Regions from separate parts of the Mus musculus genome. Here all the other regions are linked to region 3. A link is a loop called in an ENCODE intact Hi-C map of the cell type or tissue named here. Cell type or tissue: gastrocnemius. All regions are shown on one strand. Region 1 overlaps Cyrib (CYFIP related Rac1 interactor B). Region 2 overlaps Gsdmc (gasdermin C). Region 3 overlaps Asap1 (ArfGAP with SH3 domain, ankyrin repeat and PH domain1).

What was found. A loop is a pair of places that touch in the nucleus more often than their neighbours do. Peaks named below come from ENCODE experiments on the same cell type or tissue, not always from the same donor. Only the 100,000 strongest peaks of a DNase experiment are listed, where the experiment ranks them.
Region 1: a loop joins it to region 3, with 4 times the contacts of the local background. A loop is called at or near these places in 7 of 42 quality-filtered maps.
Region 2: it touches region 3 in a loop (8-fold over the local background); 3 of 42 quality-filtered maps call a loop at or near these places.

What each region holds. Positions count from the first base shown.
Region 1 is chr15:63,993,946-64,001,945 of GRCm38, forward strand. The region is part of intron 2 of Cyrib (CYFIP related Rac1 interactor B); the gene reads right to left. Among named protein-coding and RNA genes, the nearest start is that of Gm25628, 28 kb to the right of the region's middle. In gastrocnemius, a CTCF peak has its summit at 4,018; a DNase peak (open chromatin) is centred at 4,253; H3K4me3 peaks cover 2,295 bases; H3K27ac peaks cover 2,174 bases.
Region 2 is chr15:63,777,007-63,785,006 of GRCm38, forward strand. It overlaps Gsdmc (gasdermin C), which reads right to left. Exons shown (of 12, transcript NM_031378.3): 6 at 2,989-3,090; 7 at 2,768-2,797; 8 at 2,523-2,549; 9 at 1,562-1,701; 10 at 942-1,071; 11 at 435-508. Among named protein-coding and RNA genes, the nearest start is that of Gsdmc, 28 kb to the right of the region's middle. In gastrocnemius, a CTCF peak has its summit at 3,959; DNase peaks (open chromatin) are centred at 3,579 and 3,971.
Region 3 is chr15:64,107,615-64,115,614 of GRCm38, forward strand. It overlaps Asap1 (ArfGAP with SH3 domain, ankyrin repeat and PH domain1), which reads right to left. Exons shown (of 31, transcript NM_010026.3): 26 at 3,292-3,462. Among named protein-coding and RNA genes, the nearest start is that of Gm20717, 13 kb to the left of the region's middle. In gastrocnemius, a CTCF peak has its summit at 3,944 (motif pointing left); DNase peaks (open chromatin) are centred at 3,829 and 4,530; H3K27ac peaks cover 232 bases.

The DNA.
Region 1 (8,000 bases), 110 kb before region 3:
ATACCAACACTAGGGAGGTTGAGACAAGATTTCAAATTCAAGACCAACCTAAAACTACACAATGAGGCCCTGTCTTTAAAAAGGAATGAAAGAAAATTACAATAATGTCACAGGGTTATGCATTTCCATTTTACTGTTTTAGAAATTTGTTCAGAGATCCAGTCTCATGTAACCAAGGGTGGACTTGAACTTGTAATCCTACCTCTACTTCTCAAGTGCTAGGATTACAGGTGTGATTTGGTACTCACATTTTATAATCTCAGGATTATCCTATTTCAAACTAGAAATTAAATGTCATGTTTTATGTCCATATACACTGTTTTTTAAAATCACATATAAGCACTACAATTTTACAATGAAAAGAATCTCTAAGTTAAAAAAAACCTACAGATGTATACTTCAAGGGATTAAAGCAGATATCAATAGTAGGGCATATGCAGAGAAGCTTGTGTAAGGCTCTGGTTTTAATCTCAATCAGGGAAAGAAGAAAGAGTGGCAAATAACTGCTCAAGACCTAGTTAAATCTCAGATTCATTTATATGAGTGTATTCAATTCCCTATTACCCTTATAAAAAGAGAGAGGTGGCACAAGTAGTCCCAACTAATAATGTCATAATTCTTTTCCTTAGCAAATAATATCCAAAAATGTTTATTCTGACCTACAATTCAGTATCATCTAAATTATCTGAAAGCATGCCAACTGATGACTGGAAGAAGTGTCCCAGACACTATCAGTCCAAGATTTAACATGTGCCACATGATGCACTAGCAAAGTACACTAAGTAGAAATTACTGCAGGGGAGAAAAGAATGCAAAAAGATTTCTTGCCTAAAGAATACCATCTAAATATTTAATGTAAAATAAGGCCTCAAACGAATACCTTGAAATAAAAATGTATTTAAAGACTGTGAGTCAAAAAGGTATTCTACCTAGAAGCCACCTGAACAAATAGCCAAAGCTCTTTGAACCTTAGTTTTCTAATGTTGATCAAGAATGAATCAAAGTTAACCTATGTCTTCCAAGGTTGTCATCTAGCTAATTTACTGGGTATAAGGCAGCTGCTCAACACTGCAGCCTAGCACCTGACTCCTCATCTATCAGACAGCAGTATAAGTATTTATCTAACAAGACTGTTTTAAAATTAAACCATATCTTAAAGTACTACCTCGGCCTAAAGAAACCTAGTACAAGTGTTAGCTACTGGTAGCATATCAGCATGACTAGTCCAAAACCAAGTTACCACTGTACCGTTGGATTATGCCATCTTTGCTATGTGTTTAAAAAAAAAATCTTTGAATAAATTAATCTACTTTAGTAAACAGATATAGAAGAGCTCCCATAACCAAAACACTTTATGCTAACTCTGGGAAACAAACTAAACACATGAGAAATGTTCTAAAGTGACTACTGTTCATGAATACTGGCAAGATATATGTATCGACACACCCATTTGAAATAAACAAATCCAGCCTATAAATTAGACGCTAATGTTATGTCTATTCTTCTTTGCCCCCTAAAGATCTCAAAATAACTTAATAACCCAACATAGCAAATTCAAAATACTTAGTATTTTGAGATCTGCAGCTCAGAGCAAAAAATATCTTTCTCTAAAACTTTTGCCACATAGTTACAATAGTTCCAAAGTGCTGTTACAGTCTAGGATGCCCAAAATATTAACAATTCATACACTATACACCAGGCAGAAACTGCTAAGCTGTGCTATAAAAGAATAACCAAAAATAATAGACAGGATATAAAGACCAACACAAGTGTTTTCAGATAATATAGTCTTTTGCTTTCCTTAAACAGGGAAAAGAAAATTACTGGCTCTTAACAACTGAAGCATCAATACTTAGTAAGAGTGATAATCCAGGCTTTTCCCTAAGGAGACTAGGAATAATATGAAAAACCCATCACTCTGTACTTCTCCATCAATTACTGTTTACTAAGTAAAGATAAATGGTTGCTTCAAAGTCAAATAATCTTGAACATGGCACAATTCCACACACCTTATTTTTAACCTATTTTCAGAAAGCTCAGAGAAATGAATTTTTAAACTCCATTAAACATCACCTATACCATGTAAGAAATCAACTGCCTTCACTCTTTGCTGGAACAACCAAAAGCAACTTATTAACCTAGCCCCCCTTGATTAAATGGTCTCCTTCTTAGTGAAGAAAAAAGTATATATACTCTGTGCATTTACATATAACACTACAGAACCACCAAATGTAGAGCATTTTACAAAGCAAGGCTTTCCTCCAAGGCAGCCACATCACTACTGATGTTATAAGGGATTTTCTAAGTCATCCTGAAAAAAATCACTCTGGGGAAAAAAAAGAATGAGAAATCTTGCTGCTGGGGCAGGGTGAGATGGCCCAAGCATGGCTACTTTAGTTCAATCCCTGAATCCCATGGTGAAGGAAGAAAACAGAATCAACTCCAGAATCACACGCAGACTCCTCCACTTTCACACACAAACACACATCATTAATTTTTTTTTAAAAAGAGAAATCTGTAAAGTGGCTATTCAAAGCCTAAAGTGGTGGTGGTGGTGGGGAACCTCCAAACCCAAGAACAACAACAACAAAAACCTAGTTGCTCAGAAAGAAAAAAGTATTAGAAAATGCTGCTGTGGCCATTACAGGGTGGTATGGCTGCCATGATATATGGCATGTGTGCTCTGAAATGAACTGGAGTTCACCATAACGGACCATGAAAGTCACAGTGCAGAAAGTGCTGTTAGTTCATTTTATAGATGCTGATTAGGCAATTTCAGTTAAACTTTACAACAGACTATCAAATACGCTCCAACTACACTCATCCTCAGCACTAAGCTTCCATTTCTACTACTAAACACAATTAAAACATGAAAAGGATCTGTGTGTTTTTTCTTGGGGTATGCTAATCTAAAATTATGTGCACTAAGGTGCTAGGACACACAAGTGACAAGAGTTCCTTAGGCTACAGGAACATCAGTATACCAAACTATAAGACTCAAAAAACTCAAAATTGATTGGAACACATTTCTCACGCAGCAGGGTTCAAAGGTGTCAGACTTAATACACTTCAGGAGAAGAGAGAAAGTGTCAACGAATGAGAAAACTTTGCTTTATCCAGAACGGGCATTTGGTGGTTCTGCAAGGGCTCAGGCATCCCAGCAGTATGTGGAGTGGAAAGGGATAACAAGGAGTGCTATAAGAGTTGTCAGAGGCAAGAAAAAGTCTCACTAACAGTACAAACAGGTGATGCTGCAAAGCAGGCATGGGATCATTGAAAAGAACACTTTTTGACAAATTTTATGCTCAAGAGAAAAATGAATGTACCACATACGAGGGAGGCGGAGTGGTCCAAAGAAGCCACGAGATTACACACACATCCCGATGGCCACTCTCACGAGACTCTGACAGACATAGATTTGGGTAATTATAATAAAAAGCTGTGTGTGTGTGTGTGTGTGTGTGTGTGTGTGTGTGTGTTGGAAACACACTAAGGCCACACCCTAGGATTGAGCATCTGGACTTTAAACGCGGGGAATTAAAAGTTGAAAGGTCTGGCCTCATAGGTGAAAGACGCAGCGATGGGAGCAAAGACACACAAACCCTCCAGGGGCGCAGGGTGTCCCGGCAAAGCGTGGCATGGTCCGAGGAAAGGAGGGGTGAGGGCCCGGGAGAGCTGGCCCGGAAAGCAGGGAACGCCGGGGCACGGAGGAGCCTGGGAGTCGGGGCGCAGCGGAGCACGGGGGCAGGATGGCAGGCAAAAAAGCCGGGGAGCCGAGAAGCGCCCGGCACGGGGCTGCCGGCTCCCGCACGCGCCGCGGCCCGGGCGGAAGAGCGGACGCCGAGAATGAATGGGCGGAGGCCGGGCCCAGGCAGGGCCGGGAGCGCGCAGAGCGGCCGCGCGGCCCGCCGCGGCGCAAGGGGCGTGAGGAGACGACCGGCCGGTCACTCACCCGCCGCGAGCTCGGGCACTCGGCCGCGCTTCTCTCGGCCGCCGGCGGCTCGTCACGGCGCTAGGGGGAGCCCCGGGCCCGGAGCGGGGCGGCGGCGGCGGCGGCCGGACCGGGAGCCCCTCCGCACCTGCCCCTCTGGCGGAGCCGCGAAGAGCCAGGCGACAGCGGCGACGGCGGCTTGGAGTGGGGAGGGCAAGAGACCCGGATGTACAGGGTAACGGCGAAGGGGGGAGGGGGAGTGCCAGGAAGTGAGGGCGCCGCGGACCTGTCCGGCCGTGCGCATGCGCCGCGCGACCGCTGCGCAAGGTAAAGCCTGGACCGTCCTCCCCGCCCTCTTCTCCCACCCCTCGGGAAAGGGGCGGGGCGCGGCCGGAGACAGGTGGTCCGGCGCGCCCCAAGGAAAGCCGGGGGGCGCGGCCACGCCATACGAGACCACGCCCTCCCTTAAAGGGGCAGCACCTTCGCGGGAGGCGGCGTTCGGGAGGTTGCCAGGGTCTTACTGCGGCGGTGAACAAGTACAAGCTCAAAAAGAGACCAAGGCTCTGAGCTAATTACCCAGGGAGACGCCACATTCCAGCATCCCGCACCTGGAGAGGTCTGGCTCCTGGCAGCAAGCCTTTCCCCTCGGGCCTGGTACTGAGCCTCTCGCGCGCGCTTCCAGAGGCAGCTCTGGCACTAGGCAGGCTCCCCAGGGCCTAGGGAGAAGCTCCGTTATCGCCTGCGATGCTATCGCAGAGACGCCCTTGGGAGGTGTTAAATGATCAGTCTGGGAACAGAAATGAGACTCACTTGATAACGTGGCTTACCACAGGCAGTCTTTTTAGATAAATCAGACCCTTGTTCTGGGGTCGTCGACTCCAGAAACGTCGAGTGGGCTGTAATTCTGATGTGATGTAGAGCTACACCACTTAATTACTTTTCTAATCCTACTGTCACTCTCGGCAAATAAATGCTCCCTTCCCCTCTGAACACACAAAAAAAGGTCTCATCTACTAGTTCATTCGAATCCTGCTGTAAAACTCGGAGCACTAGCAGGGAAATATAAACGTTTAGCACAATTACCTCTCCCATAACTATATTTAGTTTTCTGAGCACAGCACTAAGATGAAAGTAAGGTTTTGAGCATTTTGGGGGTTAAGACCCCAACTGAAAAATCCCATGAAAGTATGGACTTTCTTTTTTTCTCCTTAGGAGGATGCATATATAGACACAAATCTGCATATGATTTTCCAACTCATGAACTTAGGGGCAGTTCGAACCCACAAGCCTACCCTTTACTCCCAACACTCATCATTTAAGAACCGCTGGCCTTGATAAATGTAGCCAGTTAACTCAATCTGGTGTCTTCTACTGTAGTAAGCCTGTCTGCCTCTTCAGTTTCATGAAGACAATATGGTATGCAATCCAGGAGAGCCTGGGGTGGGGGTTGTACATTGAGGGCAAGAATCCTAGATCTCAGATCTTTATACTTCAGGAGGCTTTGGACTCAACACTACATCGGGTTTTCATCATTTTTTATTAAACTATCCTCACCATCCAATAAGGCTTGCTCCATTTACCTGACACACACTGGTATTCATTGGCCCACGAATGTAACACCATGTATCTGACTGGTCCCTCTAAGCAACCACACAACAACTGCAGAAATCTCTCCCATGAACATCCAGTTTAGCTGGAACACCTCCAACCATAAGGAACACTTCGCTACAGTCTTCACCCACTGGCCTTAATGCTATCTGTGGGAATCAGAAGTGGACATTGGCCCTGAGGTGCTTATACTCTGAAAAGAGTTGGCTGGTGACTAAAAACAATGAGACAGGTCTGCTGAGAGCACAAAAGGCTCCTTTCTGAGCAGCTTCCCCCTCATCGACCCAGGACCCATTTTCTGGACATAGCGAGAAACACAAGCAAGCTCCACCATTGCCCATGTGCAGAAAGCTGGCTCAGGAAACAAGCCCCCTACAAGAAAGGCTAAATTTCTTCTTCCACAGTTCTTTCTCCCCCCTTCTGCCTCACCACAATCACATTTCATTCAGCTGAGGCCAAAGGTTTAGAAGTTTTAGATTACAAAAGCAAGCAGAAGGACACCGGGAAGACGTTGGCAAAAGAGGCCTGGCCAGTCAGAGACGCTGCAGTCAGGGCCACTACCTCAGATCTCTGGAATCCTCTCACTACTTACACGGTGCCAAGCATTGTACGCAGCCTTTGACTTGCATTTCCTCCTTTGCTTTTCATAGACACCCATCTGGTACTGTTTTCATGTCCGCTTTGTAAATGAGGAATGCGGGGTTCAGTATGTGACAGTTCCAGGATTCGAACGCAATCTGTCAGCTCCGAGATCTGTCTGATTCTCCACATATATATACTACACTCTGTCTACTTCTCAAATTTCAAAGCACGACGACGATGATGACAGAGCTAAAGGGACGCTCGGCAGTTAGGAACACTTAACTGTTCTTACAGAGGATGTGTGTGTGTGTGCATGCGTGTGTGAGTGTGCGTGTATGTCTGTGTGCATGTGTGTGTGTGTGTGTGCCTGTTTGTGTGTGTGCATGTGTGTGTGCACGTTTGTGTGCGTGCATGTGTTAATGTGTATGTGTGTGTGTGTGTGTGTGTGTGTGTGTGTGTGTGTGTGTGTGTGTTTGTGTATCAGGATCCATCACTCACATCAGGCCACTCACAACTGCCTTCCATTTTCCACTCCTAAGAAATCTGACACTCTCAGGCTTTTCACAGGCACCTGTATCCACATGCTTACACCTATGTGTATGTACACATACACACAAATGAAAATGAATAAATCTTTATAACATTAAGATAAACTGTTGGGTTCAATCAACGTTTTGTGCTATCCCTTCTACTATATCCCAGGATTCATGGGAAGGTCTGAGGTAGAGAACACATGGTCCCTCTTTGAGGTCTCTGGAGGTTTCTATAAAAGAGCAAGAGCTTGGAAATTGTAACAGAGAATGTTGTAATGTATGTTGTAAGAAGGAGCCATCTCTGCTTGGAACAGCTCTGAAGGTTTTGCCAAAGCTGGGGGACCTTTAGAGTTGGTCCTGAGGAACTGAGGCAAGAAAACGGGGCAGCAAGGGAGCAAGAGAAGTCTGTGAGACATCTGGGATAGGAGAGAAGGACAATAAAAAGCCAAAGCCACCGCAAATCTTAACACAGTGACAGGAAAAGATACTTGTAACGAAGGGAGAAACAGAATCTGATATATTTCCTATCAAGACCACTTGGTACAGGATGTCCAAATGGACCCACTGTGGGAGACAATAGAGGCCAGGAGGCCAGCAGAGAGGCTCTGGAGGGGTCCAAGTTGACAACAGTCTGGAGCTGGGGGGTGGCTTAGTTGTAGAACACTTGGCTGGCATGTTCAAGGTCCTGTAGATATCACTCCCGAGCCAAGCAAAGAATAAATGCTAAAATTAAGATATGTAGTCATGTATTTCCCTGGGTTTATAACTGATTGGAACTGGGGTCAAAGAAAACCAGAGTTGTAGGGACAGCAACCAAAGGGCTCTTAGCTGAGGACACTACATGGATGGCGTCTCCATCAGACCCCAGCTACCTTTACCAGGTGTCCATGCCTCTCCTCTAACCTTCACCCACGCAGGCCTTAACACACGGCCTTAACTGCTATCTCGAGATGAGCATTAACTATTTCCCAAGCCTTTCTCCTCTTTCCCCACAGATGCACTTAGCATTTAACAGCCTCAGAGTATTTCATCACACTGCAATAGCTCAGTTCCCTTCCACTGCTATGTGTCCATATCCAATATGCCAGCTGACCCTAGACCTGCTCACAATGGGGCTTTTTTTTTTCAAGGGCGGAGCGAAGCCAGGAGAAAGAGCCTTTAGGTAAAGGGTTTTGGAAAAGTGTGGCCTCAGGGCCAGCAGACTACAACACTCCCTAGTGAGAAGAGGTTTGTGCAACTGAATTATATGTAGACGCTGCACAACTCTAGGGGGGGGGGGGAACGGACCCCTTCCTGATGTCTAATTCCCTACAGAAGCTGCTGTCCATGTTCTCATCCCTTTGTCT
Region 2 (8,000 bases), 330 kb before region 3:
CTAATGAGCAAGACCTGAAGCACTAAGCATTGGCTCCTTACCTACAACATAGCAATAATAGAGCCTAAAGTGCACAAGAGTATCATCTGCCGGTGTGTGCACACATGTATGCATATGGCTATACACACTTTTGTATTTAGAGAGAAATATATAAGGGAGAGGAGAGGCTATTTGCAGATGGTAACCATAATCAAACGGTAAGACTGACTTGTATTCCTTTACTACCTACAAAGATGCCTTCCTATATGGCTACCTATATGGCTATATAGACCTAGTGGGCCTCACTTCCAAGGCTTCCATAACTGCAGAGATGCTCCTGATATGGTGGAACCCAACCTGCCTGCTCCCCAGAGGGTTCCCAACTCCCCTTGTAAAAACTGTTCCTGCTTTCTTCTTCTCCCTCCCTGGACGACCAGCCCCTGGCAGTTTCTTACCAGCTCCACTTGGTGCGGGAGGAGCCGCATCTCCACAGACAGGGCCAGCAGACAGAGTTGGGTATCACTCAGCACTGGGGGAAGGAAAATGTATTTTCTTCTTACCATGAACTATAAAACCCAATGAGAGGAAAACTCTGAGACACAGGAATATCTCCCCATTGGACTTGAAGGTCAAATGCACTGCTCAAAAAAGGTCTCCAGGCCTTGAGATGAGCTCCAGGCTCATAAGTGATATGACCCGGAGCTGAAAATTCTAAGGGCTGAGGCAGGAACCAGCTTCCTACAAGGATGTGTTAGGTGATTGGCGACTGCTCACTTTCTAGACCTCAGACTCCATCTGTGGTCCATGCACTGTTATCACTCTGAGCCTTGCTGGCATTAGAGAGAAGGGTGATGTGCGAATGGTCATGATAATCCAAAGGCTTTGGGGAGGTGGCCTCTGACACAGCCCTATGAGGACCAACATGAGGACTCTCCCCACACTCCCCCTGAAATCGTTCTTACCCATCAGGGCTTGAAGGAGATAAAGAATGAGGTCCTTTAGGTTAATCCATGAAAGGCTCGAGTCCTTTCGAAGCTCATCCAGGATTTTGCCACCTGGGCCATCCATATGCCCCAACTGATTCAACTCCAGCTACAGGAGACAGGTGTTCTGTTAATATCACTTCTAGTGCTGGGGACTAGATGGCTTTCTACATGCTGAACAAGTTTTTTTATCACCAAGCTACCCCGTGGCTCCTTTAACCCTTCTTTTTCTTCATTCGTGTGACAGGGTCTCAGGCCCTTGCCCAAGTGAACTTTGAACTTACTATGTAGTCCAGGAAGACCCTGAACTTTCAACCTTCCTTCAAGTAACTTCAGCTTCCCATATCTAGCTCAAAAGTATTCTCATGTAATGTGCCTATTTCCAAAAGAGTTAAGTATCTCTCCATGGGGAGCAGAACTAGTAGGCCACACTCTTTAGCCCTCAGCATTGTGCATGGAGCTGGGATCCCCAAACCTTGACATCATTCTCAGCGTCCTCAGCATCATATACATCCCTCCTCCCTCATGTCTTAGCATCCCTGTCTCCCAAACTGACCGTTACAGGTTTGATCATCTCTAGGCAGCTATGGAACTCTCACCATTTTCATCAGGTCATACAGAACATCCCTGTCACAGAGCATGTGCAGGAAACTGGAGAACACAACTTCTTGAACATCCTTTGAGAGTTCAGCCAGTAGCCGTGTTTGTTCAGAAACTTCATTTTGTAGGCACATGAAATCTGCTCGCAGACAGCAACACCAATCAGAAAGTAAGAGACATTCTTCAATTTAATATCTCTGGGATGGTATCATTTTCCAGCAGCTAAAAATGTCTCCAGTGACAGCCTGCTTGAGCACCCATGCACCCCTACACCCCACTGGGAGGGGGGGAGGAACTATCATGGAGCCAGAAACCAGGAAGCATTAACCTTCTGAAAAGATGGGATATAGCACTGGAGGTAGAGATGGAAATCTGAACACTGGTTATTGCAAGTGTTGGGAGAGAAAGGAGCAAGTATTCATTTCTGGGATATGTCAGGAATGAAACATACTGTTGGGCTTTGGTGACGGTGATCCTCGGTGTTTGTGGATCAGCTTCGGTGTGTGATAAATGGGGATGTGGTGAGGGGGTCAATGTGTTTGTGATTCTCGGGCACCTTGCACATAATAGCCACACTTATTGGTCAGTATCTCTGAAATCTATAAAGAATTAGCCAAGCAGTACATTTGAGGGCGTTCTGGTTCTGCCACTTGTCCTATGGGTGAGCCGGGACAGTGGGAGGGTACCACCGTGGAAGCACCAAAGCACATCTCTGATTCTTTCTCATTCCCCATGCTGGAGCAATGTCTGCTTCCCATTTGTCCTCAGTGAACATCAGTGCACACAATTGTGCATGTGTGAGTTGAACTAACTGAAAAGAATGTGGAAGTAGACCTCTGATTTCTGAAATCCATGGGAAGTTATCATTTGAGATCCAAGCCTATGGTTTCCCAGTAGAAGCCCAGATTTCCTTTCCTCTTTTAAACACACACACACACACACACACACACACACACTCACCTAGATGGGTGGGCTCCTTAATTGTTCCTAGAAAGAGAAACCTGAGCTGTTAATTTTCTTCATCCTCAGTTTTTTTGAGACACACATTGGAACATCTCATATCTCCTGCCCCATACCCAGTCTATGCCTTCACCACATTGGCCTTCCATGAACTTTCCCATCCTCCAGCAACCAGAATCAGGGCTAGGGCAGAGCCAAGTAGCATCACCCTGATCTTCAACCCCAACCCCACAAGACACACTCACCAATTGGATCGATGTCATTTATCCACGAGCCTAGAAAGAGATAATATATTGGCCCACCCAAGAATTAGTGTTTGTCCTTACATCCCCTATATCCTCCCCCATTTTCCTACCCCTCCCCCACCCAACTCCTCCATACGCTTTTCACCTCGCAATTCTGTTCTTATGAGAAATTTCCTACGATAAACCCATGCCAGGTAGATCTCAGTTTAGCAATGTCATACCTGTCTCAATGACTAGATCCTGATATCTTAGATGTCCAGACATTCCCACAAATCTCATTGGAAAGGTCATCTTCTTCTTAGTGTTAGCAGAAGTGAGAATAACTGAATAAAAAAGAAACTCAAGTTAGGTAAGGTGAGGTTATACCTGCTAGAGTTCTTCCCACACCCCACATAGGGACTCCCAAGCCGAACACCAGGGACTGATGTCAACCTGAGCACCAGCCTGTGTGTCCTGTGAATCAGATCCTTTCACAGATGCCCGGAAACCTTCATTGTATTATGCTTGTTTATTTATTGTGTGCACATGCGTGTGTGCCTTGGACACATACAGAGGCCAGGGCCAACGTTGGAAGTCAGTTATCCTCTTCCAACATGAGGGGCATGGAGAGAGAGCTCGTCATGAGGCCTGGTAGCAGGCACCTTCCCCAGCTAATTCATCTCACTTGCCTGAAACTGGCATCTTAAATGAGCACTTTAGGTGGCCATTACACCCTCTGACATTCAAGAATTACTCCATGAGAGCTGGAGAGAGTCTTGCAGCTCTTGCAAAGAATCAGAATTCAGGTCTAGAGCCCATACGGCAGCACCCTCTTCTGGCCTCCTCTGACACTGCATTTGTTTGGGACGCTTACATGCAGGCAAAACACGAATACACACAAAGTAAAAACAAGCAAATAAATACTCCGTGAGGTGAAGCAGACTGTTTTCCTCCTGTCCTGTCAAACAGGTCTCTTGTTAGCCTTCAGTTACTAGCTGGCCTTCTTTATCTATGCTCAACCTGTGATCTCGAATTGTTTTGCATTCACGTTCATGGAGCTGTGCTGAGGTCTAAACGTGCCTGACAACAAAATTCAAGCATTTGACCCATGAAATGAGCCTGTGGAGGACACAAAGATGACAACATTTAATGTGTGAACTGAACGAAGTTAGGAAGAACAAGCAAGCAAACAAACTTCAAAGTGTCTGCAAATCACATTTTGAGCACTAGGGAGCGCGAAAAGCATCTTGTTTATACAATCAGACATGGAAGGGACAATGTGTTGACTGGCAAGGAAAATTTAGTCCTCATAACAGACCAAAAAGGACTTAATAGTTGCCATATCGCTGGCCAGAAGCTTCTGAGAAAACTGGCCTTCTCCTGTGGAAGGGGAAACCACAGTGTCGTTTCTCTCCCAAGCTGACATGAAGAAAGGAGGTAGAGGAAGTGACCTGTAGTACATCCGGCTCCAATTTCTCTTCATAGCTTAGGTTCACCAACACTTTGCCTGACCGGACAATAACTGGGCTCTGCACCGTCAGAACCCTTCATCCCAGAGCCCCCTCCCATTATTGCCTCCTCTCACCCACCTAGTCAGTTCTCATAAGTTTCCACTCTTCCTCTCTTCCGTGCACACATCAAACTTTAGAGTTTATCCTCCAGGAAACACTCCACTCCCCACCCCCACTCCCACCCCTACACCTACCCCCATCCTGAACCCCTCCCCCAACCCACCCTACATTCATTCTCCACAAGCATGGCCTTGAGTCACTGGGTAAAACATTTGATCCAATCGCAGTTTATTTTGTTTTGCTGTTAATATTTTGAGTATAGGGTTCATTTTCTTTCCCCTCTGTAAATAAAAACACTTATCACTTACCATGGTCTGTAACAGTAAGGCCATCTCCCCCAGACATTTAATAGGCATCTCCAACCCTGTTCCCAATCCCCACCCTATGGTTCAATCATAGGTGCTATAAGGATACAAACAATTTCTCTAGAAGCCATCAGCCACTAACTGTGCATGCTAAATTAGAGAGCCCAGCTTCCTTGACTGTTGCTGATAACTAGAGGATTAATCTACAAGATAGATACTGCAGGAATAGGGTGTGTGTGTGTGTGTGTGTGTGTGTGTGTGTGTGTGTGTGTGTATCCCCTCCTCTCTTAGGTGCTACCAGCCACACTGAGGAATAACTTGGGGCTCTGAGAACTACTGATGTTCTGACAGTCAGATCACACACAGGTTCATGCCTAACACAGTCATGGCAAAGTCTGAATGTGTGGGTATGGAGGCTGGGTGGGGATGATGTGTGTATGTTGTGTGTGGTGTATGTGTTGGGTGGTGGTACAACTCAAGGTGACAGTCCTGGAGAAAATTCTGTACTGAGTTCAGTCATTCAGTTGACAGCTTCAGTTTGTGTTGTGCTTCTGTTATTTTTTTATTAGGTATTTTCTTCATTTACATTTCCAATGCTATCCCAAAAGTCCCCCATACCCTGTCCTCCCCCCCCCCCACTCCCCTACCCACCCACTCCCACTTCTTGGCCCTGGCATTCCCCTGTACTGAGGCATATAAAGTTTGCAAGACCAATGGACCTCTCTTTCAACTGATGGCCAACTAGGCCATCTTCTGATACATATGCAGCTAGAGTCAAGAGCTCTGGGGAACTGGTTACTTCACATTGTTATTCCACCTATAGGGTTGCAGACCCCTTTAGCTCCTTGGGTACTTTCTCTAGCTCTTCCATTGGGGCCCTGTGATCGATCCAATAGCTGACTGTGAGCATCCACTTCTGTGTTTGCTAGGCCCCGGCATAGTCTCACAAGAGTCAACTATATCAGGGTCATTTCAGCAAAATCTTGCTAGTGTATGCAATGGTGTCAGCGTTTGGAAGCTGATTATGGGGTGGATCCCTGGATATGGCAGTCTCTACATGGTCCATCCTTTCCTCTCAGCTCCAAACTTTGTCTCTGTAACTCCTTCCTTGGTTGATTGTTTCCAATTCTAACAAGGGGAAAAGTGTCCACACTTTGGTCTTCATTCTTCTTGAGTTTCATGCGTTTAGCAAATTGTATCTTATATCTTGGGTAGCCTAAGTTTCTGGGCTAATATCCACTTATCAGTGAGTACATTTTGTGTGAGTTCCTTTGTGATTGGGTTACCTCACTCAGGATGATACCCTCCAGGTCCATCCATTTGCCTAGGAATTTCATAAATTCATTCTTTTTAATAGCTGAGTAGTACTCCATTGTGTAAATGTACCACATTTTCTGTATCCATTCCTCTGTTGAGGGGCATCTTTCCAGCTCTAGCTACTATAAATAAGGAGGCTATGAACATAGTGGAGCATGTGTCCTTCTTAACAATTGGAACATCTTCTGGATATATGTCCAAGAGATGTATTGCTGGATCCTCTGATAGTACTATGTCCAATTTTCTGAGGAACAGCCAGACTGATTTCCAGAGTGGTTGTACAAACTTGCAATCCCACCAACAGTGGAGGAGTTCCTCTTTCTCCACATCCTCTACACCATCAGTTGTCTCCTAAATTTTTGATCTTAGCCATTCTGACTGGTGTGAGGTGGAATCTCAGGGTAGTTTTGAATTGCATTTCCCTGATGATTAAGGATGCTGAGCATTATTTCAGGTGCTTCTCAGCCATTCGATATTCCTCAGGTGAGAATTCTTTGTTCAGCTCTGAGCCCCATTTTTAATGGAGTTATTTAATTTTCTGGAGTCCACCTTCTTGAGTTCTTTATATATAATGGATATTAGTCCCCTATCTGATTTAGGATAGGTAAAGGTCTTTTCCCAATTTGTTGGTGGACTTTTGTCTTATTGACAGTGTCTTTTGCTTACAGAAGCTTTGCAATTTTATGAGGTCTCAATTGTCGATTCTCAATCTTACAGCACAAGCCATTGCTGTTCTTTTGAGGAATTTTTCTCCTGTGACCATATCTTCAAGGCTTTTCCCTACTTTCTCCTCTATAAGTTTCACTGTCTCTGGTTTTGTGTGGAGTTCCCTGATCCACTTAGATTTGACCTTAGTACAAAGAGATAGAAATGGATCAATTCCCATTCTTCTACATGATAACCGCCAGTTGTGCCAGCACCATTTGTTGAAAATGCTGTCTTTTTTCCACTGGATGGTTTTAGCTCCCTTGTCAAAGATCAAGTGACCATAGGTGTGTGGGTTCATTTCTGGGTCTTCAATTCTGTTCCATTAGTCTATTTGTCTGTCGCTATACCAGTACCATGCAGTTATGATCACAATTGCTCTGTAGTACAGCTTTAGGTCAGGCATGGTGATTCCACCAGAGGTTCTTTTATCCTTGAGAAGAGTTTTTGCTATCCTAGGTTTTTTGTTATTCCAGATGAATTTGCCGATTGCCCTTTCTAATTCGTTGAATTCTGTAGATTGCTTTTGGCAAGATAGCCATTTTTACTATATTGATCCTACCAATCCATAAGTATGAAAGATCATTGCATCTTCTGAGATCTCCTTTAGTTTCTTTCTCCAGAGACTTGAAGTTCTGATCATAAAGATCTTTCAATTCCTTAGTTAGAGTGACATCAAGGAATTTTATATTATTTGTGACTATTGTGAAGGGTGTTGTTTCCCTAATTTCTTTCTCAGCATGCTTATCCTTTGTATAGAGAAAGACCATTGACTTGTTTGAGTTAATTTTATATCCAGCTACTTCATTGAAGCTGTTTATCAGGTTTAGGAGTTCTCTGGTGGAATTTTTAGGGTCACCTATATATACTATTATATCATCTGCAAAAAGTGATATTTTGACTTCTTCCTTTCCAATTATATCCCCTTGATCTCTTTTTATTGTCGAATTACTCTGGCTCAGACTTCAAGTACTATGTTGAAGAGGTAGGGAGAAACTGGGCAGCCTTGTCTAGTCCCTGATTTTAGTGGGATTGCTTCCAGCTTATCACCATTTACTTTGATGTTGGCTACTGGTTTGCTGTAAGTTGCTTTTATCATGTTTAGGTATGGGCCTCCAATTCCTGATCTTTCCAAGACTTATTATGAATGGGTGTAGGATTTTGTCAAATGATTTCTCAGGATTTAACTAGATGATCGTGTGGTTTTTGTCTTTGAGTTTTTTTACATAACGGATTATGTTGATGGATTTCCTTATATTAAACCATCCCTGCATCCCTGGAATGAAAACTACTTGGTCAGGATGGATGATTATTTTGATGTGTTCTTGGATTCGGTTAGCGAGAACTTTATTGAGT
Region 3 (8,000 bases):
AGTAAAACTGGGTGTGGTGGTGTACTAGGAATTACAGAGCTGGAGAGAGAAGGGGAGGGGAGGGAGATCCATCTATCCATCCATCCATCCATCCATCCATCCATCCATCCATCCATCCATCCATCCCAGGCTTGTTGGCCATCCAGCGTAGCCTACTTGGTAAGTGCCTGACTAGAGACATATAGGCATGCATATCTGCACAATTAAGAACCCTAAATAAGTCAAGGAACAATTATTACTCTTGCCTCCTAGGAGAAGATATGACTGCAGGATGTTAGACTTGCAGCATCTAGAACTGTGAGGATAAGCTTTGTCGTCTGAAGAGCCCAAGTTTGTGGCATGAATTATAGTAGCCAAGGACACACAAAACTCCATGGCACACATAGGGGAAGGGAGGGATTGGTCATCCACCAAACAGCAGGCTGAGAGTTAGAGTTACAAGCCGTAGGTAACACTTGCTGAGTGCTAAGTCCCCCGTCCTGTGCTGCTTGCTTTTTCTCACAGCACCTTCCTAAGAATTCCATATGTAAAACAGTAACAGTACTAGTCCTTAGTTTATTGCTAGAGGAACTGAGGCATTGAACAATGAACAAACACTTGCTAAAAGCCACATGTGATGGCTCAAGCCTGCAATGCCAGTACTCAGAAGGCTGAGACGGGATTGCTATATGGGTTCAAGGTCAGCCTAAAGTATAGAGAATTACTTTGTTTCAAAAAAAACAAACAAACCACGAAACAAACAAACAAACAAAAACCCCAAAACCCATGTGGAGAGTAGACACCACTACATTAGGAACTACAGAGAGATGATGCTCTGAGAGGGACAGGCAAGGAGGCAGGAGCATTGGGACAACCTCTGGCCAGAGGCAAACAGAGTGGGGTCTCTGAAACAAGTCCCAGCACAGGCCTTGAAGGATAGCTAAGCATCAATACAGCTGATTAGAGGAAAAAGGCATGCTAGACCTTGTGAGAGCATGTCATGACCGAGGCCCACCGGAGAGGGGGAAGTGGAAGGAGTGTGGACTGGGACCCTGCTTGCTGCACCTGGGAAGGCACACCAGTAAGAGATGGCTCCTCAGAATGTCCTTAGCTATGTCTATCCCATGGACCCCAACTCCAAGGGCTGAGGGGAGAGGGGAGAACTAGAAGAGAACTAGGGAAACTGAGGCACCAGGGAGACGCTTTCCAGAGGCTGACCTCTGTATCTGGCTGCTGACTCAACAGTCTGAGCCCTGCCTTGGCCTCCAGCATCAACAGCAGACAGGGGACGGAGTCACACACCAAGCATCAGCAGAGTACACACGTCAGGAGCTGAGTGAATTTCCCCTGACAGTCACTAGTCCAATTGTGTACCTGCAGTGCGCCGGTGTGACTGACCCACGTCTGTTCACAGATCTAGCTCCCATATGTGCACACCCACCAACCACGAACAAGTCAGTACTCCAGCTGTCACTCAGCACAGTCCTGCCATTTGGAGCAAGGCCACGTATGCTCAGGATAAACTTTGGTTTTTCTCATGTAGGGCTGGCTGAGGCCCCATCTGTGAAAGGTTCTCATGCTCCCAGCCTACTGGCAGGCAGTAACTTTTATAAGTGATAACAACTGAGTTTCTTTAGGAAGAGGCCTGGCCTCTACCACTATTAAAGATAAAATGGAAAGGCAGGTGTTAGATACCATTCGGGCCAGAAAACAGAGATCTGACATGTTGACTCCAGGGTTGTCTCTGTTTCTAGGAGCGCAATGCTGAGCCAAAGCATGAATGGCTGCAATATAAATACACATTTGTGAACACACCTGTGCTGTGTACATGCATGGCCCGTGGCATACGGGACAAAATGTGGGACAGTCTTAGAATGTATATTCTGGCTTTTACTCAAAACTTAAAAAAAAAAAAATTCAGATAGGCTTTGAGGAATCCTTTAAGACTATTAAGCTGAACTACCCATTACATGTTAAACCCAATTTAAAAAAAGGCAGGAAAAAAGTGACAGTGGAATCCACTGGTGGGGAAAGATGACTAGCAAGCTCATTTGGCAGAGATCATCTGTGTGGGCCAGGACCTTGCTGGGCTACTGTATGATGGTGAGCCATATATCACTGCCAGGGCAGTAGGCAAGACACAAAGTGCGGGCTTTAGCACTGTTTTGTTGTTTTTTGGTAGACAAGATAAGTGCCGCAGCCAGTGTTGATCTGTTGATTCAACTAACTGACTCTGGGTAAGGCTACTCATTCTCGAGAGATTTCTGAATGTCCAGTTTGGGCCAGGCAGGATTCCATCCAGGTGAGAACAAAACAGCCAAGGATGCTTCTTCTCATGGTACTCTCATTCTAGCGGGGTAGCAAAGAACTTAACTCTGACAGTGTTGCGGAAGACAACAGAGAAGAGCCAGGGAGGCACACAAGTGAGCTTGGCCTTGCACGGAGAGGACAGACTGCCAGGGAGCGTGAGGGCCTTGGACGGTGCACGGGGAGACTTGGAGGTGAAGGGCAGGGCCACTCCTGTTTCGGTATAAAGAGCCTGCACCTATCTGAACCTCAGCAGGAAGCCACTAAAGGGGTGAAGCAGGATTTCTGTTCTCTGAGGGGCCTGTTCTGGTTGTCATGAAGGAGTGAACTGTTTTGGTTTGCTTCTCTTCTTTTTCTGGTACTGGGACTGAACCCAGGGGTGCTTGTGCACGTTAGATAAGCAGGTTAGGTAGCATGGAAACCCATCCCTGTGCTTATAAGGCCCATTATTTTGCTTTGCTGAGTTCCGTGAGAATTGTAATTCCAACCTACAACAGTTGCTACTCTCAGCTGAGATTTAGGGCATGCTGTTCAGGTCCTATTATTACAGTTTACCCTCCATATCTGTGGATAAAAATATTTGGGAAAATATATGTACCAAACATGGACCCATTTTCTTTTTTTAAACCCATACTATTTACACTACATTAGATATGCTGTCTAGAGAGAATTTAATAGTATTTGTGCTCAGGTTACTCAAATGCCTGGGGATGGGGGCCCCTGCAGCTTTTGGTGTCTTGTGTGTGTGGGGTGTTCTACGATCAGCTCCCTGATAATATTAGAGAGCACTTTACTTACTCCTATGGTTCTGAGTGGCCCCAGACACTTTTCAGTCTGTTTCCTGGCCTTAGAAGGCAGGTACAATCATATTAATTCATGTTTCAGTGCACAGCCAGTGTGTGTGCAGTTTAGATGGTTTTCCTAACGTGCAAACTGTCCAGTGCCCAGTGGAGTCCCCCCAACTATCGGGCTCTGGGCTTTGACCCTGACTTTAGGAAAACTTACCCCAAGGAATTGCGCCTTTGTTTGGGGGCCCGTGAGGTAGTGGGCTGGGAGGGTCAGACAGGGTTCTCTTGTGTCCTGGTGGTGGGGGAGGAGGCCTCTTCTTGGATAGGGTGGAGCTGCCACTAGAGGTCTGGGTGCCTAGAGGGAGTGTTGAAGGTGGGCCAGTTGGACCTAGAAAGGAAATTGAACGGGGGGCAGGAGGGTTAATCCCAGTCTCACAGACACACAACAGCCAGTATGTAATTACTCATCAAAATGTGCTATAATATGGAAGTCCACCAGCCCACCAACTCACAAACAGATTTCAAAACTGTTTGTTGGAGGAAGGCTCAGCCCTGATGGGGACATCTGTATCATACCCTGTCCTCCCAGGGCTCAGCCATCACTGTGGGAGAGGGGGGGAATAAGGGTAAGAGCCAGAGGCAGTGAATGAGCAAAGGAAACTGCTTTCTGGACACAGCAGGGAGGTTGCACAATTGAGGTAGCACTCCTAAGACCTGCGCAAGCTCCAGCCAGATAAGATCGCAGCATGAAGAGGAGAGGGGGGCACAAAGTCGCCCCCAAGCTGAAGAGCTGTTGGCAGTTGGTAGCTGCTGGGACTGAGAGTCACATTTCTTTAAGGGTGTGTTCTCCGGTGGATTGTGATCACCATCTAGTGGAGGCCACACATCCAAGAATAAGTGTATAAATTAAACTTGTTGGGGAAGGGAGGGAGGGGAAAAAGGACACAAAGTGGAATGGTTCTGGAAGGGCAGATGGATCTGGGAGAAGTCAGAGAGAAGTAAGTATGATTAAAATACATTGTATGAAGTTCTCAGGGAACTAGAAATGAGAAAGATCACAGTAAGAATTCAAGAGATAAGTAGATGGGGTGGGGGGCTTAGCTAAAAATTACAACACAGGAAAAAAAATGAGTATTTTAAAGGAGCAAAACACCAGTCAAGCCAAGCATGGTGGTATAAGTCTGAAATCCCAATCTCTTAGGAGGCCAAGGCAGGGAATCATGGACATCAAGAATTGCATGGTCAGTCAGACATGTGATAAACACTCGTTTAAGAACCAAGGCAGAGAGAAAACAGTCGTAACATATACAGAAAGCCCGGGGATCTAGTCCTTCCCTCAGGTGCTTGGTATAAAGAAAGCACACACATTTTCAATCAGTAACTCAACGGAAGTTACTGGATCTACTTAGGATGAAGGCATAATGCGCTGCCACCAAGTTCAAGAGGGGCACAGCGGGGTGCTGTGAGCTTGGCAGTCAGTGGCCCACAGTTAAAATATTCAGATAGCAGAGTTTTTGAATTCTACTACAGTTTTTCTTTTAGTCAGAAAACAAGCTTTCCTCAAAAACCAAAACCAACCAAACAAAAACCCCAACCAGCCAATCGTTTTGGTAAGGATCTAAGATGACTTAGAACAACAACTCAGAAACCTCTTTTTGTTCTAATTCCAAACTGTTCTGGAAATCCCAAGCCATCTGTTATACTTGAGTCTGAACTCCAGCTAACGAAGCTGGTTTTGAATCAGTTATAGGTGCACCATATACATTCTTGACGTGAGGGGGCATGTAAGATGTTACGCTGGGCAGCCGGATGGGTATTTCTCTAGAGAAGCCCTCATGGGCCCGCTTTAACCATGTCCACGAACAAATGCTTCTATACACATGTAGGAAGGAAGAAAAAAAAAAAAGGAAAGCGATAGAAACCAGGGAGGGGGGAAGCTAGGAACATTGCCATATGCAAGATACTTAGTGATCTAGAAAAGTTCCAAATGAGCTTTTTATACTCTGTGTTAAAAGAAAATCATAATTACTGATGGTGTTCTTCCTGGGTAAACTTAAAAGATAGTTTTAATTATTAATTAATGGTTTGTACTAACAAGGATTCAGTCATTAATTCTCAGAGGTAGCCTGACAGGGCAGTGGACAATGATCATCTAAATAAGGTAGACATGTACATTAAGAGAATGACCACAGTTATAGACTTGATTCTGTTTCACTGACGTGACACAGGACAGCAGCTTTATGGTTCCTGTAAAGCAATACCTAGTCACACTATTAGTTACTAATGTCTTAGATATCATAAGGAGGTTGTACTACAGCCTTACACATGCACGGAGCTTTGCACTCTTCAAATGGGTTTGAATAGGTTATTTCTTTTAACTTTCAGTACTATCCTGTGAGATATGGGTTTAGTACGGTCCTATCATGTATCCAGGGAAGGAGCTTGGCATGACAGACCCCATAGAATAGGAGGCACGGATCTGGGACAAAGCAGGTTTAGAAACAGCAGACACTTGCTCCAGCAGTCAGTGCTGCTGGCTCCTGAGATGCAGGGCAGCATTTTCAGCCTTTGACCCCCCCCCCCCCCCCCCCCCCGGGGAAAACACCCAGGTCCAGTAGGAGGAAGTGGAAAGAGGAAATGCAGAATAGGTAACAGACAATAGTGAGTTTCTCTTGTACTTTCATCTCTATCACCATCTAGGGATTCTCTGGTGAAGTGCATCTTACAAAAGGTCACGTAGGGAGGCTCTAAATACTGAAGTAAAAGGCTAACAGAGGTATGTGTGACTTCAGGGATGATGTCATGCAAGGGTCACCCAGTCTCTACCAACCAAGCTGAATCCAGATCCAAGAGTTTGGAAAGTTGGTCAGACATGGCAAGAAGCTGAGTTCAGAGAACGGTGAGCTGACTCAAGCCCAAACACTCAGGCCTGACAACAGGTTGTTCTTCCTGACTCCCACATGCACAGTGGGGATCTCTCTTCACTTCCTGCCTACTTTAAAAACTATTTTTATTCAGTTTTGAGGATTTCAATACTTTTTTTTTCTGCCCTCACTTGTTAGGAGGATTCATATGTAACTTTATCCAGAATCTTTCTTTAATGCATTTCTCTTCCCTGGAGTGACTGCTGTTAATGTCTAAGACTTGAGCAAGGTTGCCAGGGACAAGAATACCCCGTTTTGTACCACAGTGACTGCTCTTCTTCCTGCTCCGTCTGCATGTTTTCACAGGGGAGATGGTATTGCTTTTCTCTGTCCCAGTGCTGGACCTGGTAAAGCCTGGGCATCAATGCACAGATTTTCCAGTATTTTGCACATTTGGATTTCAGTAAAGGTGAAAACCCAGGTCTTCTACCTGGAGACCAAATAAAAAGTACAACTTTCAAAGTTCACAGAAAACGGCTTAAAAAGCCGTCTTGACAATAATATGCCTTACAGAAGACTTAATGACTGAAGCTATACCTGAGTAACTCTACCAGCACACAGAAAAGCTCTATCACTTACTAATGGTTTTCCCTTTATTTATTTTTATTATTTTTTATTTTTTATTTATTTTTCAAGATAGGGTTTCTCTGTGTAGCCCTGGCTGTCCTGTAGACCAGGCTGGCCTCGAACTCAGAAATCCACCTGCCCCTGCCTCCCAAGTGCTGGGATTAAAGGCGTGCGCCACCACGCCCGGCTCCCTTTGTGTTTTTAATTAACAATGTCATATATGTTCATTGAGCACATGATGCTATTTTGAAACACATACACGTTACGGAATGATTCAATGAGTCAATTAACATTTTTCACCTAATATATTATTGTGGTAAGAACACTCAGAATCTATTGTCCTAGCAACTTTCAAGACTACAATCCATTATTATTTGCTATAATAACATGTCCTACATTGTATTTTAAATTTATGTGGCTGTTTTTATGTAGCTGGTCCCATGGTTTTTTATAGTATGTTAATCACCTTAGTAAGCAGTAGTTAAAGCCAGGTGCTGTATAAGGAAGGAAGGAGCGCCAGGGTGACATGTTTTTCTTTGTTGATTTCTTTGCAGAGAGTAGCCTTAGATGTTCATTTGTCCCTCAGTCCCTTTCTGATACTGATAACAGTAGTGGATTCAAAGGAGTTAGGGTTGGTTCTGTAACAGTTACATAAGCACACACTTTGATCTCTCCCCATGCAGGAGAAATCAGGATTACCTCTGCTTCTTTTTTCATACCCTAGAGGCCAGGTGACTTGACCAGATAGCCTGTGTTAGTGACCCTTGTTGAAGATAAAGCTCTTGGTCAGCCCACGGGGCTTCAGGAAATGTGTTTAAAAAGGAATTTGGTACATCACAGCTTCCGTTCTGAATGCCTATCTTAACTGTAAGGTCAGTGAATTGTAAAGATCTTGCATCTGGTTAGTTTTGGTGTGTGGTGTTTTTATTTATTTGCAAATTGTTTTTTTTTAATAACGAAGCTTTAACAATTATTAAAATAATAAAATATATGGTGGGAAACTGGAAAAGGGCCACAACAACAACAACAAAAGCAAAGCTAAATATAAACATAAATCTAATGCGATGATTTAAAGGCAAAGCGCGTGAGTTGTTATACCAAGCCGCTCAAAGGGTTATCCCAGGAGATACAAGCCCCAGGGAGCGGTAGTCACCAACGTATGAACACTTGCCAGGCTTGTAGCACTCAGCCAGTGATGGCAAGCCACGGCAGGAAGCTGAGGGGGTCTCCCCATCTCCACTTGTCTCTTAGACTTCAGGCCTCTCAGAGAAGGCGATGCTTTGTATAAAGTGCTTCCACAGCTGTCCTGGGTAGAATTGCTATAAGCATTTCTACAGCGCTCTCCGGTAAGTGCACCGCCACTTCCCTAGGACATGTGGTCTGGTTCCATGTGTGCCCACTCCCTCCTTTTGCTGTGCATCTTTTGAGACATGCT